Regions from separate parts of the Homo sapiens genome. Here region 2 is linked to region 1. A link is a loop called in an ENCODE intact Hi-C map of the cell type or tissue named here. Cell type or tissue: PC-9. All regions are shown on one strand. Links, peaks and the distances in the headings refer to the core of each region. The heading gives the core; the rest is flanking DNA.

Region 1 (5,388 bases), core at 279-5,278:
GCAGCCCCAGAGAAGGGAGGAGGGTTGCATAGTGAGTGGGAGGTGGGTAGCAGTGTACTGAAGACAACAGTGAGCTCCTGCGTGATATATCCAGATCACCCACTGCTCACACCTTGAAACATTTATCTCTAGGTCCCTGTCAAAAAGACATAAGGCAAAAAGACTAATCACAATGACTACTAGTTATTGAGCATGTGCTCTGTGCATAGAGCAGGTCTCTTGCTAGCATGCTCCTTTAAGGAAGCAGAAGTGATTTACTATGAAGCTATAAAGCTTACACTTCAGGGCCCTCACTTGCATAGGCCCCACTCATGGTCCTGAGAGGGGGCCCTAGAAATGTGTTCATTCAGTCACGTATTTTATAAAACTTACAAAGAAGAATATTTTTTAATTATCTTTCAGGAATATTTAATCTCTGGGTACCACAAATCCTGTTCAACCTCGGACTTTGGGGAGGTAGGTGATGGCGGTGGTTCTGGTATTGATGCTGCTGCTCACCAGCTGCAGTATCTTAGACACAGAATATTCTCTCTGAGCCTTATTGATCTCATCTGTAAAATGGGGTTATCTACCTTAGCCAACTTAATAGTGACTCAAAGGATCAAAGTCCATTCTAGTGAATGAGGAACTCCAAGAAGTATAACACACTGTTTTATTTCAGGGTTTTAGAGACAGTCAATATCCATGCAAAGAAATGTTTAGTTTAAAATGCAAAATATTATCTTCCAATGGAGTTACTAATATATATGCAAAGACCCAGTCATCTGTGCCTTTGCGTGGGCCAGAGTCTAGCTCTGGAATACAACAGTTACTGACAAAAAGGTCTCTAATGCTTATTTACCTAAAAGCAACAAGATCCCATTCCCCTCCTCCATCACAAATGGTCAACTTCCCCACATCAAAGACTATTTCACCAACCTCTCTGTGTCCCAGAGGGAGTACACCCAGAAAAAATTAGAAATGGAACTGTCTGCTCCATTAGCAATGCACAAATTTTTTATGGCCCAGGACCACTCCGGAAAGAATTGCTTATGACGCGATTCTCAAGTCATCAAAGCCCTTCCCACATGTGTAGTGAGGTCAATGCTGATGTCTCAGCCTTGCTCAGGAGAGTGCAAATCAGTTGCTCTTCTCCATTGTGGTGCTTTAAGGATGCGGGAACACTTTGAAAGGAATGCCTTCCTCCCAGCATAAACCTCCTTCGTTTACAAGGTGTTTTAGATGGCCCAGATCCCCAATGGATTTCTTTCTCCTGACTATGGAATACCTGTCCTTGAAGGTAAAGTTCAGGTGCCTAACTGATAAATACTTATTTTTCCTTGGCTTCTGCCTTTTCTTTCAGAATGGCCTCCAGGCCTCCCCTGTTAGAACCCCAAGGATGTCTCTGCTGAGACAAGGGGATGAGGAGAGCACAAAGAAATAAGTGGTAGATAAGAAAGAAATAAAGCAAATCGGATGGTTGCCGGGTCTGTGTGGATAGAAGTAGACATGGGAGACTTTTCATTTTGTTCTGTACTAAGAAAAATTCTTCTGCCTTGGGATCCTGTTGATCTGTGACCTTATCCCCAACCCTGTGCTCTCTGAAACATGTGCTGTGTCCACTCAGGGTTAAATGGATTAAGGGCGGTGCAAGATGTGCTTTGTTAAACAGATGCTTGAAGGCAGCATGCTGGTTAAGAGTCATCACCACTCCCTAATCTTAAGTACCCAGGGACACAAACACTGCGGAAGGCCGCAGGGTCCTCTGCCTAGGAAAACCAGAGACCTTTGTTCACTTGTTTATCTGCTGACCTTCCCTCCACTATTGTCCTATGACCCTGCCAAATCCCCCTCTGCGAGAAACACCCAAGAATGATCAATAAAAATAAAAAATAAAAAAGAAAAAAAAAAAAAAGAAAGAAATAAAGCATAAAATCCAAGATGCACTGAGTTCCTATAATGCAGCAGATACTTCATACATATCATCTTATTTAATCCTTTCTAGCAGACTTAGGGGAAGGGCTTATAATATTCATTTTGCAGAAGAGAAATCTGAGTGTCAAAGAAACTTTCCCAAAGTCAACAACTAATGAGAGAGAAAGTCAACATTAGACTCCATACTTCCAGAATCCAAAGCTCTTGAACTATTTCCCCCAAATTGCCATCTCCTTTAAAAAAAGGAATAAAAAATATATATATATATATATTTTTTTTTTCTTGCCCTCAAGATTACAAACTGGGCCGGGCATGGTGGCTCACGCCTGTAATCCCAGCACTTTGGGAGGCTGAGGCAGGCGGATCACCTGAGATCAGGAATTTGAAACCAGCCTGGCCAACATGGGGAAACCCCATCTCTACTAAAAATACAGAAATTAGCCGGGCATGGTGACGCTAGCCTGTAATCTGGTAATACTAGCTACTTGGGAGGCTGAGGCAGGAGAATCACTTGAACCCAGGAGGTGGAGGTTGTGGTGAGCCAAGATCACACTGCTGCACTCCAGCCTGTGTGACAAAGCAAGACTCTAACACTCTGTCTCAAAAAAAGAAAGAAAAAGAAAAGAAAAAAAAAGAAAGAAAAAATTGCAAACTGGCTTACACCAAGTGGAATGCAATCAGATTCCATGGCCACTTCTGCATTTGTTTTTAATTCCATGTAATCACCATGGCTGCAGCTTTTAATCTCCTGAATGGCCATAGCATACATTGCTGGTTCCATGCCAATCCCCAGAGCCCAGGCACCACTGAATGCAGGTAAGTGACTCACATGCTTTGAAAAGTTCCTTGACTCACCCTGTCAGTGACTATAGTCAGGGTTCCTTATCAACAAGTCCCGCCCCTTCTTGATAGGGGAGGACCTCTCAGCAGCACGAGTTGCCACTTCATCCTTCACACAAAGCTGTGGTTGTGTGGCTCCACAGCCCCCTTGTCAGTAATGAAATGGCCATGTGTGCAGTACTGTGAAGGGCCACAGATAGTTGCCAGGCATGCCAGCTGCAATGGAGTGTTTTGAGACATTGGAGTTTATGAGTAATGATCTAGGAGAGCATAGTTATTTTTTCTGAAGTGGGCCACAGTGAGTTCATTCTGGTTTAAGGGGCAGTGTCAGCCTGTGAGTAGTGTGCCGTTGGGGAATGCTAAGTGAATATTTTATGGTTACCGATACAAAATGGATGTTTTCCCTCTGCTTTTATTCACCCATCCATTCGTGTAATAAATATTTATCAAGCAACAATTATAATCCATGTACTACACTAGGAACATGGAAAACAAAGATGAATAAAGTATAAACTGTGCTCTCTGTAACTTAAGAGTTCAGATAGGAAGGTGTGCTTGTAAACAGAGGCATTTGGTAAAGTGTTCTGTCTATTACAGCCCCAGCATATGCAGGGCTTAAAGGAGAATGTGCTCAATAGGATCTGGGAAGGAGACAGAGAAGAGTATTCAGAAATACTTCATAGGGGAGAGCTTCCTTGCAAGAAAGCATTTTCAGCAGGAAAATAAGAGCTGTTGAATTAGATCAGTATGAAATTAAATCCTAGTTCTATTGACATTGAGCTATGTAATCATGACCTTGATTTTACCTTTCTGAGTCTCATCTGTACAGTGAGGATGACCCTACCCATGCCTACCGCAGAGACTTGTGAACATTGAATGAGATTCATGTTGGGCAATTCAAAGAGAGTTTTTAATAGTTGTGCATAATTCAGTACTTTTCCAGGGACACAGTCCCTCTGGGTAAGAGGGATGATTTTCCCAGTCATGCTGTCTGAACTTTGGCATGTGAATGTTTCCTTTTACCAATCTAAGATGTGCCAAGAGCAGGGCACCGTGACCTTAAAGATTAGGAATGTGAGCTGACAAATCAAAGAATTCAGTGACACCCAGGTACACGTGGTGGATAGTGATCACCACTGTTCCCTTGAGGAATGACGATTTACTTTACAACAAAAAGGAATGTGTTAGCCATTACTTCATGCTGTCCTTCTGAACTGTGAGAGTGTCAGGTATTCATATGTGGAAACCTGAACAAGAGATAAACAAATGTGACTTAATTTGCAATCTTTGTCTTTTTAGACTAGTCAATTATATATTGACCGTAATGCCTTTTCAGACTTATAAATTATATATTTTCTGTTACATTTGGAAAGTTAAGTCCATGTAATAGACTTATCAACTACTCAATGAAATAAAGCAGTGATTATTATTCCTGCATCAGCCAAGGTTCTATATTGCAAGCAACAAAATCTGACTCTGGCTTACTAAGAAAGAGAGTTTATTGAAAATATATTGAGTAGCCCACAGAATCATTAGGCGTGCTGGGGAACCAGAGTAACTGCTAATCTTTCAGGAGCTGATCTGATAAGAAAAGCAAGAAAACTGTGGACCCCACCATTGAACATTAGATGCCAATGCTCTATTCTTGGAAACTTGTCATTTCTGAGGAACTTGGCCTTATTGCTGTATTAGAGAAGAAGGAGCTCTCAGGCCCTTCCTTTCTCCATCACTAGGTCTTTGAGGCCTCTGATTGGTGGTGCACTGGCTATAAGAGAAGGTGGATGAGTTTATTCTTTTATTTTGAGAAAACAGAATCTAAGGCCAGGCATGGTGGCTCATGCCTGTAATCCCAGCACTTTGGGAGGCCGAGGTGGGTGGATCACCTGAGGTCAGGAGTTCAAGACGAGCCTGGCCAACATGGCAAAACCGTGTCTCTACTAAAAATACAAAAATTAGCCAGGCATGGTGGCAAGTGCCTATAATCCCAGCAACTCAGGAGGCTGAGGCAGGAGAATCTCTTGAACCCACGTGGTGGAGGTTGCAGTGAGCCGAGATCACTCCATTGCACTCCGTCCTGGGCAACAGAGCAAGACTCTGTCTCAAAGGAAAAAAAAAAAGAAAAGAAAATAGAATCTATAATATAAGGAACTCCAAACTTAGAGTGTTGAAAAAGATGTTGTAGATCCACAAACAAGACAGGCATCCACTGTAATAGTTAATTGTTATTATCATCATGATTATTACTGCCCCTAGTGATCCAATAAACATTTATTGAAGCACAAGCAAGTGTGAGGTATCCTCTAGAAGAAAAATTAGTAATAAAGGCCCTCAACCAGCTCTCACCTGGGAATAATAAGGCATGTACCTCAAATTTTAAAAAAAACTTATTCTAAGTCATTGAAAAAGGAAATTTGATGTAGACTTGAGTATTGCAAAGGGCTTCGTGTAGCCACTTAGAAAAACTTGAGTCTCGAGGTACCTGTGTAATTTGGTTACCAGGACTCTTTCTCCATCCCAGAAGTTAGAGCAGGGGTTCTCAAAGTTTCACACACATCAGAATCACCAGGAAGACTCGCTAAAACAGATTGGTAGACATCACCCACAGAGTTAGTGAAGAGGGACAAGAATTAAAAT
Region 2 (5,388 bases), core at 191-5,190, 83 kb before region 1:
GCTATGTCCAGTCTCTGAGTGTTTTTGTGTGTTGTTTTGATATTTTAACTTTTTGTAATAGATTTGTGTATACTTTATGGTAGTAAATAACAAAATAAACTATTAATATTTTGCATATATTTTATGCATTTGTAACATATCTACTTTTTAAATATCTCTAGGCTACTCTGCTTATCTGTGAGTTTTTGCCAATTATCACACATCTACAAAAAGTTTTCCAGTATATTTATTGAAAGAAAAATCTACATATAAGTGGACCCATGCAGTTCAAATCCATGTTGTTCGAGTCAACTGTATAAGTCTTGCTTATCCATTTTAAAAAATTATCGACTCATATTTCCTGGGTTTTTATTTTTGAAAATTCTATGGTGAGTAGGCTTAGGGATGGTTTCTATATAAATTAATGCATTTGGTTTTGCTAGGCTTCTGGGGGAATTATCAAACCTGGAACACCATAAACTGTTTTCTCAGCTTGAGGGTTTTTAGCAAAATAGAAAATAAGAATTTAAACTTTTAATAAATTTAGACTGTTTTACATATATACGTATTCACTGAAAACTTTTTCCTTTCCATATGGCAATGGAAAAGATATTACTGTCATCTTTTTTCAGGCAGACATTTTTCCTAGTATACCTTTTCCCTAATCATATAGGCTTTTGACGGTCATGACATTATGCAGAAGTCACTATACCGTGTCCCACTTTGAGCAGGCTCAAGAATCTTTTATTATTTTTTTTTAACCTATGTGATAATTAAAGGTCAAAGCTCTAGATTACTATTCTTGCCTATTGCACCAAGATAGCTTTTAGCTTCTTTGCTCAATTACCGTTCTGGATTTGCTTCTGTTTGGGGTCTTAATTTCTGAAGGATTTCTCATATTTTCTTGTGACATCAATTCTATACTGAGAAGGAGCTTAAAAATGGCTTTTGAGGGCATCTCAAGGAATTCTGTAGCTGGACAATTTGAAAGCAATTAGAATTTCATATCGCTGATCAAGGAAACCAGCGCAATAGCTTCAATTCATTTTTTGCTGTGGAATTCTGGAAGAATATGTAAACAAATAGAACACATGAGTTAAAATTTATTCTGGTGGTTATGGGATTGGAGGGCTTCAGCCTCCACTTGCTCACCACATCATCCCATGTACCAATAGAGAAAGCTAACAGAGTTTGCCAAAGAAGAATGATAGACTCATGAGAAAATGTCCCAAGTTCCCAAAAGAAACTTTGCAAAGAAACTTTGAGAAAAAATTATATGGTTAAGTGTGAGACTACCCATCTTCACTTGCAAATATTGTGGATTTACTGTACTTGTAGACCATCTTATTATGGACCTGAATAGAGAAACAGTGGGTTCGAGTAAATCTTGTCTGCAAGTTTTAAGAAGGAAGCCAATTCCATTTTGGAGAGGCATACCTTACGGGATATCTGTACACTGAGAAAAAAAAAAAGTGCTGTGCAAGGGATTGGGGCACTTTTTCTTTTCCTAAAAGGCATATGGATACCTGATTCCTGCAGTGTCAATAGCTTTCCATCCCAATGAAAGAACAACATGGACATCAAGATTTATCTTCACTTCATACCCATCAAATCAATATAAAAATCTGCTGCTTCCATGGAATGAGAATGAACCAAGTTTTACAGTAATGCCAATAAGATGAGCAAAAGAGAAAATGCTGAGAGTTTTTATTTAGGAGCTCTATCTAAATGGGATGTGCATAAAATATCAAGCATTTAGATGTGCTGAAGTTATAAGGAGATCGTGTTGGTATGAGGAACAAAAAGGGTCTTTTACTCCCAAAGTGACTATTTCATGCATTCTGTATAGTCTAGAGTGAGTCCATCTGTTCAGCACACCATTGCCCATTTTAAATAGCAAAACCAAAGCCACTGAAACCTCTGGGCTCATTTTAAAAATGAGTTAATGAACATCAAAGTGTAAGAGATGGATGATGAAAATGTACAACACTGTAAAAATCCTCCTGGCAAAATGTCCAATAGAGTAAATATAGCTCCTATTGCCTTCCTTCTGTCGGAGCCCTCATCTTTGCTTATGTGGGTTCTTGGTCACTGACACTCGCTAATGTTGCTCCTTGGCTGCTAAAATGGATCCTGCGTCCCGGCATGTCCACCTTCCCACTCTCTCTTTTGTTTTTTCCCTTTAATATATGTTTGTCAATTTAAGCAATAGCTTGGGAGTTTGATTAAAGCAATAGCTAATTCAAAAAGCTTAGATTTAAATATATTTTCTCAAAGGAAATTAAATAATATGGGAAATCCGTCTAATTATAGGAATTTTAAAGATTATAGCAATTTTTTTCTGATAAGCCACATGAATAAGAAGAATGAGCAGATTATAGAACAATTAAATAGATATAATATTTATTTATTTTACTGATGGTATGTATAGTCACTGACTACACATGATTGAGCTAGGAGTGGCCTTAGCTGATAATCATGAGGTCTGTTTTTCTTCATCTTCTTCATTCCTGGAGTTCTAATCTAAAAGTTCTTTGTCATATTCAGCAACATTCTAGACACTACCTTTGTTTTAATCCTCAGGGTGTTATATATCCCTTGTGCTGAACCATTCTGACCATGCGTCTCATCCTAAGCAGCTTGAGTCATTTTCCGTATTCAATGCCTGTGAACACCTGTTTTGACTCCGTGAGGTCTCTCCTTGTTTCCTCTTTTCAGGACCTCTTTTCCCTTGAGGATGACTGGAGTTTTCCTGTCCTGTGTCAACTTAAAAGTAAGCCAGAAAAGCAAACAAATAAGTAAAGCACCCACTGAAAAACAGTTATTTACAGGGTATTATCAAATCCTATCAAAGTATTGTAGCTTCACACTGTCTCTCTCAGTGTTAATTTATTTGTGACATTTATCATTACCTGAACTTGCATATTCATTTGCTTTGTGTATGGTCAGTAAAATCCTGATCCTGATCCTGGTCAGTAAAATCCTGATGAAAACTCCATGCAAGCTGGGATTTTATCTGTTTTCTTCACTTTCAGGAATATCTATGCCCAAAACGGGTCCCATCACAGGGCATGTGATCAAAGATCTTTGTTGAATGAATGAATGGCTGGCAAAATATGGATGTGAGTCAGGAACTCACTTTAAATAATTCCATGAAATATAAGACAGTTGTCAGTGTTGCCGATGGAAGATCCCAAACACTATTCTGGGCAGTTAGAGCAATTTCATTTGGAAGTTAATGAATATACATTTTAAAAAGTGCTGATTTCTGTCACTTTTCTCCAAAAAGTATGCAAATAATTGGACAGAAAATCAAAGGTGACTGCATTTCCTTTAATGCTCCTAGGCTCTGTAGATGTGTTGTATGAAAATCATAAACATGATAAATAGAAAGATTTCTCACCTCTTTTAATTCAGGCTTGAGTAATTGACATTCACACTAAGTCTTTAAGTAGAGGGAGAGATACGTAGGAAAAGGACTGAAAAGTAAAAAAGCAAAAAGTGATTACACACACACAAAAATGACACCTTTTAATCTACACTTTTCACCTATTCTTGCCATGTGAAGGTTTGCAACTGTTTATGTCATGTTGTCTTAAATGTAATGATGATGATAAAGTTAATAATAATTATGGTAACATTTACCTATATGAATTATATTTCACATGTATAAACTTATGCTATGTACTGCATAGATTACAGGAGGTGTAGCACCAGCACACCCTGTAAACCCAATTGTTAGGGCCCTGTCATTTGCTTTCTATTTTAAAGCTTCCTAGTAGAAAAAAGACGTAGGATTCAAGGAACATTAGCGAATAAGATATTTGTAGGTCTTACAACTGTCTAAATTATTATTGATATATTGGCTGTTAATCTTAAAACAATTGTTAAAGAATGATTTGTAAAAATATGAAGACACAACACACAGTTATAATAAACTGAAAGTAAAAGTCTAGATGATTTCACCGAACGTGGGAGGGCATTGGACACAGGAGAGAAATAGAACAGGAAGGTAAGAATTTTGCCTTGGTTTGAGGGAGGTGTTAAATTCATTTTGAATGTGTGTATTAGTTTCCTAGGACAGCCATAATAAATTACCACAAACTGGGTGGTTTCAAACAACCAAAATTTATTCTTTCACAGGGCTAAAGGCCAGAAGTCCAAAATGAAGATGTCAGCACTGTTAGTTCCTTTTGAAGGTTCTGAAGGAGAAACCCATTGCATGCCTCGCTGTTAGTGTTTGTGGCAGCTGTGCAACAGTTTCCTGGTGTTCCTCGTGCTGTAGCTGCATCACTTCAGTCTCTGCCTCTATCTTCATAAGGCCTTCCCCTCTTGGGTGTCTATCTCTACCTATTTTTTTTTTTTTTTTTGAGACGGAGTCTTGCTCTGTTGCCCAGGCTGGAGTGCAGTGGCGCAATCTTGGCTCACTGCAAACCCCACCTCCTGGGTTCAGGCCATTCTCCTGCCTCAGCCTCCCGAGTAGCTGGGACTACAGGCACCTGCTACCACGCCTGGCTAATTTTTTGTATTTTTAGTAGAGACAGGGTTTCACCGTGTTAGCCAGGATGGTCTTGATCTCCTGACCTCGTGATCCTCCCGCCTTGGCCTCCCAAAGTGCTGGGATTACAGGTGTGAGCCACCACGCCCGGCCTCTCTACCTCTTAGAAAGACACCTGTCGTTGGATTTAGAACCCACCCTAATTCAAACTAGTGTCCTCTTGAAATCCTTATGTAAATTATATCTAAAAATACCCTTTTTCCAAATAAGGTCATATTCACAGGTTCTGGGAAGGAGTATGTTTTTGGGTGGTCCCAATTCTACTACTCCAATGTAGTAAACTCTTATAACATTTACAATATGTCAAGCACTAGGTGCTTTATATGTAGGAACTGATGTAATCTTCCCCTATGAACTATGTACTATTTTCCCATTTTACTGATAAGAAAAATTGCCCCAGATAACACACAGGAGGAGTAAGTGGTAGAGTAAGGGTTAGAATCTACAAGTCTAATTCTAAAATTTATGTCTCTAACCGATTTGTTAAGTTTAAGTGCTACAAATGAACTACATACAATAAAGGATGTAAAATCCTTTGTATGCTATCCAAACAACTAGAGGAAATTAAACTGAAACAAAGAGTACTCCATAAATTCTAAAAAAGGCAGAAAAATTCAGAAAGCCAAAAAAGAGCATAGAGAAGAAATCCAAATAAGATGGCTGATATAAATTCAAGTAAAATATGGAAATTCAAAGAAAACCAAACAATAATTTAAAACAAATTTCTACAATATGCTTTTTAAGAAATGAGATAGAGGTATGACAGTCTCATTTTAACGAAAGTAAGGAGTTACAATATTTTTTATAGACTGACCAGAGAATATTTAAAAATGTTCATCACACCATGTGAT

The links. Hi-C counts contacts between places; a loop is a spot of excess contacts. Peaks named below come from ENCODE experiments on the same cell type or tissue, not always from the same donor. Only the 100,000 strongest peaks of a DNase experiment are listed, where the experiment ranks them.
Region 2: a loop joins it to region 1, with 12 times the contacts of the local background. A loop is called at or near these places in 1 of 110 quality-filtered maps.

The regions. Positions count from the first base shown.
Region 1 is chr4:23,370,673-23,376,060 of GRCh38, forward strand. The region is part of intron 17 of LOC105374524 (a long non-coding RNA gene); the gene reads left to right. All of the region lies in intron 2 of LOC105374523 (a long non-coding RNA gene), which reads right to left. Among named protein-coding and RNA genes, the nearest start is that of PPARGC1A-AS1, 400 kb to the right of the region's middle. RefSeq lists a silencer at 2,494-2,788. In PC-9, for the core only: no CTCF peak of the experiment used is centred there; a DNase peak (open chromatin) is centred at 2,769.
Region 2 is chr4:23,288,248-23,293,635 of GRCh38, forward strand. The region is part of intron 13 of LOC105374524 (a long non-coding RNA gene); the gene reads left to right. Among named protein-coding and RNA genes, the nearest start is that of PPARGC1A-AS1, 480 kb to the right of the region's middle. In PC-9, for the core only: no CTCF peak of the experiment used is centred there; a DNase peak (open chromatin) is centred at 2,584; H3K4me3 peaks cover 332 bases; H3K27ac peaks cover 2,818 bases.